Linked DNA regions of Homo sapiens: region 1 is linked to region 2. A link is a loop called in an ENCODE intact Hi-C map of the cell type or tissue named here. Cell type or tissue: breast epithelium. All regions are shown on one strand. Region 1 overlaps SEL1L (SEL1L adaptor subunit of SYVN1 ubiquitin ligase). Region 2 has its middle 22 kb from the start of LINC02308.

Region 1 (2,500 bases), 70 kb after region 2:
GGGTGGGATCACTTAGACCAGGAGTTCAAGATCAGCCTGGCCAACATGGTGAAACTCCATCTCCACTAAAAATACAAAAATTAGCTGGGTGTGGTGGTGCATGCCTGCATTCCCAGCTACTTGGGGAGGTTAAGGCACAAGAATCGCTTGAACCCGGGAAGCGGAGGTTGCAGCGAGCTGAGATAGTGGCACTGGGCAACAGAGCAAGGATCTGTCTCAAAAAATAAAAAATAAAAAAATAAATAAAAAGCAATGAAAAGGTAAATTTGAAAATAAATGTAAATTAATATGGACTGTACAAAACAACAGTATCTCATGGTACCAAAATATATAAAATCAAACACACACAGAATACTCTGAGATCTCTGTGCTGTCCTGGAAATGGTAAAAGTGCTCATCGTACCAGACTTTGGTAAGTCAAGGATGCATGTTGTGATCGCTAGATAACCACTACAAGAGTAGCATCATGCTGGCAGAGGGGAAGAGATGCAACAGGAAAAAGCACTCAACCAAAAAAGGGCAAGAAAGGAGAGAAGAGTAAACACAACAAGCAAGATACACAGAAAGCAAGTAAAACAGAAAATTTTAAGTAAACTAAATTTTACAATAATGTAAAAATAAGATGTTTAATTGAACAAGTTTATTATAATTTCTATCAGCTAACATTTAGATCTACGTTTCACTACGTTTTTTTTTCCTTAAGACTCCACTGCTAGTCTTAAAACCAACTGTTCTTAATAAGTATCTAATGCTCATCTGTACATGTCCTAAATTAGAAATAATTGCAAACTTAGTGGAAAAAAATATAAATGTTAAAGTTCTTTTTATTTTAATATCAAAAGAAGCCACGAAACCTGTGTGTGCACACATGGTACTTTGACGGACATTATACAACTTCCATTAAACGAGCTTACTTCTGTTCTTGACCTTGAAGAAATTATGATTTTAGATGAGCCAAAGAAACACGAATGGTAAATAGCTCTGAAGAGCATCTGATATTGCAAATATTCCAGGGACTTCTTGTTTAGAGAAAGTGACAGTTTTCATCATTGGTGACTCCAGTAACAGCCTTCATCATCGGTGTTAATGCTGCTCTGTTCAAGCAGTGATTTTTTTAGGGGCAGTACACGGGAGAGTCACCTGGACAGTTTTAGGAACCCTCAATGCCTAGGCCCCATCCCACACTAACCCAAATGGAATCTCCTGAGAGTGTGAGACTCTTGGTTTTTTTTTTTAAGGGGCTCAGGTGATTCTAATATGTAGTTCATAATTGCTCAGGGCAATGAAAATGTAACTTACAGATATAAGTGCTTGCTCCCGTCCCCCACAGATTAAAATATACAATGCAGTAAAGATATTTGGTGAGATGTTCAAACACGTACCTGTGCTTGTACATCACCTTTTTCAGCTAGGAACTGGTAATATTGAATCAAATCTTCTTCTAGCATTCCACTGTTCATTCCTGGATTTTCCACTTCATCAGGCAGCCGTATTCTCTGTACTACTGAGCCTCCTGTTAGCGAGATATCACTAGCAACTGAAATAGAGGGATAAAACAATAAGGTGGAGGAAAATCAGAAGAATTGTTCCAGAGAGAGAGAAGTACAATTCCAGCTGCCAAACGTTGACGAACACATTGTTAAAGGAAGCTGTTTTTACAGTAGTCTATATAGATCGCAAATCAGTAATCTATTAATAAATTGAACTTTTTTCACAACGTAAATAGAACCTAAAGCAAAATTATATAAAGAAAAAAGTACTTCTGAACCTCAACTAGTTTAAAGATGAGTCCACATAAAAGAGCCATTTATAATACTTCAAATAGAACAATAAAAATAGAAATGTTTAAAGTTAATTCCATTTATTTTTTTTTCCTAAAAGGTAAAAGGGGAAACATAGATACCATGATTGGCAACAAGACGATAGTGAGTCAGGGCAGATTCACAACTCTGGAGGACGCCGATGCCAGCCCAGTATCTGTAACCCTGTAAAACAACTTCACGTGAGGAGGCAGCAGTTTCATGTACTTCAGTGTCATTCTTCGTGGAACAAATAAAGCTAAGCATACCCAGAATTTTGCTGTCATTTGATCCAAGTACACTAACACCTTATTTATGCTAAGTGTTAGGTTTTGAGGTAATGGATTCAGCAACTTCAACAAGAAGGCCATAGCTAAGAGCAAGGAAATAAATAATATAGTTCCTAGAGCAATCAAAATAGATGTCATAAACTTTATTTTTGAAGTGTGTGCATTTTACTCATAAGAGAAAAATTATAAGGGCTTTTGCTTAGAACCAGTTTTAATCTTAGACATAATTTTATTAAAAATGAGTTAATCTTCCAAATTAGCAAAGAAAAAGTAACAAATTAGCAAAATAGGGAAAATGAGACTACTGGAAGCAGGCACAGTGTCACTAGCAATAAATGACCAGAATAAATGGGAAGACAGCCAATCATGAAAAGTAAAAAACAGAAAGTAGAGCTCTCTGGAGTCATTCTG
Region 2 (2,500 bases):
TCTCACACTTAACGCATCCAGATTTGACCAGCGACTCTCCCTTCCCTGAAATGACTGCGGCAAGAACCCTTCCCATCCAAGATGATGGCACTCTACCCCTCCAGTCCCCCTCGCCCGAAACATCGAGTCATCCAACCTTGTCTTCTCGCTTCCTCTGACACAGTTTCTCTCATGTTCATTTTACAAAAAGGCAGTTTACATACATATTTCTCACATGATTCTTTAAAATGGCTAGTTTCCCTAGGACATTTTATAAGATTTCGTTTGAGCATAACTCACCGTGAGTACCTTAACTGAGGTAGTCACGTAAGCTTCGTCTAACACAGCACTGTGTAACCTACAAATCATGATGTTCACCTACCGCTTTATTTTTATGTGCTATTTGATAAACACTTACGTAACACTTCTCATCTCTCAGACATTGATGTCAAAGTGCTTTACTGTTCATTTAATTAAATTATCATATAATCCTCATAACCCTATGAAGTAGGTTCCCTTTACAGAGATAAGGAAACTGAGGCTCAGGGAGATTAAATAGCTTACCTGAAACCGCACAATTCAAACCCAGGCAGTCTGGCTCCAGAGTCTGTACTTGTAACCACTTCGCCCTGCTCCATCCACGAGATGTACTTTTTTGCCTCGTGAGTTGTTTTCCTATGAGTAGAAACATACATGCATAAATGAACCTGCACTCTTATCTGGCTTTCTTATAGCCAGGACCCACCTCTGCAAAGTGCCTGACCTGACTGGGTGCATATTCTCTACCCTCTTCACAGGAAAATGGCAACCAAATGACAGGAGATCACAGCCCCTGGGCCCAGGAGCACTGTGCTGTGACCAGCCAAGTCACCCAGACCGGAGTCTGATATGCGACAGCAAACAACTCTGACTCCTTGGGACTGCCTCCCCAAGGCCTGCTCAGGAATCGGGAACTTAAAATCAACCGGAAGCAGAGCATGTGCGCTCCAGGGTGCCTGAGTATGATGGATGGCACAGCTGGAGGAGCTGGCTGTGTTGCAGACAGCACAGCCCCGCCTATGCCAATTAGGTTGATGGGTGGTGACTGAGAAACATGCTGGATTTACTCAAATAGATCCTCACTCCCTAACTCACCAACTTTTTAGAGATCATAACAAAAAGAATAAGGATGAGATGGGAAAAAAAAAAAGAGAGAGAGAAAAAAGTGTGCTTTGACTGCCCTGCTGATACTGTGAACTGACCGTGCAAAAACAAAAGCAGTTTTCCTCCTACCAGGCATCTCCCAGGGTGTGGCCAGAGTGCACAGATAGCCCCTGTTAACTCTTTAGAGCACATTTCCTTTTGCTTCCAGATACCACAGTGACTCAGGGCATAGCTTCTAGATCTAAGCGATTAAGAGAGGTAGGTTTAAAGCCCAGCTCCATTACAACCTTTGACAAAGTACTTAGCTCCAGCCTCTGTCTCATGAAATGCTACTCCTCATGTAATGCTACTCCTTAGATGAGATGCTACTCCTCCTGACCTTACAGCGTTGAGGTGCAAATTAAGTAAAATAACATGGTATAACCACTCAGCAGTGGACGTAAAACTCAACGCATGATAGCTATTGATAGTGTTTTTGATAATTTCAGCAATGATAAAAGTTTTCCACCCTTCAACTGTTCAAAGTCTGAAGTAGAGGGAAATGTAGGGACACGGAATGATTTAGAAAAAAATGAATATTTTATGTTTGGCAAGGATGGGGAAAAACACAAAGTATTATTTTTGACAGCTCTGAGTTCACATAATAGACGACATTTAAACAACGTATAACTGGATACGTCTACCAAATATGGATCACCCCAGCCTTATCCACTTAACCATGGCATTATCATTATTCTCTTTTAAAAGCTTAAGACAAATGGGCCAGGCATGGTGGCTCACGCCTGTAATCCCAGAACTTTGGGAGGCTGAGGCAGGTGGGCTGCTTGAGGCCAGAAGTTCGAGACTAGCCAGGCCAACATGGCGAAACCCCGTCTCTACTGAAAACACAAAAATTAGCCAGGCATGGTGGCACACACCTGTAGTCCCAGCTACTGGGGAAGGAGAGACATGAGAATCGCTTGAACCCAGGAGGCAGAGGCTGCAGTGAACTGAGATCCTGCCACTGCACTCCAGCCTGGGTGACACAATGATACTCTGTCTCAAAAAAAAACAGAAACAAAAACCAAAAAAACTTAAGATAAATGTTTTCCGTTTCTAAGGCAAACAAATAAAATCTGTTTTCATTTAAAGTATCCCATTTGGTTTTTTTAAACCAGTTAGCTAACTTCAAAGGGCAGCCAATGGAAGGACTATCAAGCTGGCAATGGTCTAGTGTCTAACTTCAAAGTTCAGGTAGATAGAAAGCCACTGATGGTCCCACTCTACTTCTCGGCATTTGGCATGAAATATGCTTGAGAATGCCCTTTCATTCAGATGGTGTGTTTGCATGGACACACAGCACTAAAATGGTACCTTCTTTCAATGAAAGCCAGGGAGA

The links. Peaks named below come from ENCODE experiments on the same cell type or tissue, not always from the same donor. Only the 100,000 strongest peaks of a DNase experiment are listed, where the experiment ranks them.
Region 1: a loop joins it to region 2, with 12 times the contacts of the local background. A loop is called at or near these places in 1 of 110 quality-filtered maps.

What each region holds. Positions count from the first base shown.
Region 1 is chr14:81,496,510-81,499,009 of GRCh38, forward strand. It overlaps SEL1L (SEL1L adaptor subunit of SYVN1 ubiquitin ligase), which reads right to left. Exons shown (of 21, transcript NM_005065.6): 9 at 1,904-1,985; 10 at 1,383-1,537. Among named protein-coding and RNA genes, the nearest start is that of SEL1L, 36 kb to the right of the region's middle. In breast epithelium, no CTCF peak of the experiment used is centred here; no DNase peak of the experiment used is centred here.
Region 2 is chr14:81,426,559-81,429,058 of GRCh38, forward strand. It overlaps a transcript of STON2 not described here. Among named protein-coding and RNA genes, the nearest start is that of LINC02308, 22 kb to the right of the region's middle. RefSeq lists an enhancer at 918-1,422. In breast epithelium, no CTCF peak of the experiment used is centred here; no DNase peak of the experiment used is centred here; H3K27ac peaks cover 358 bases.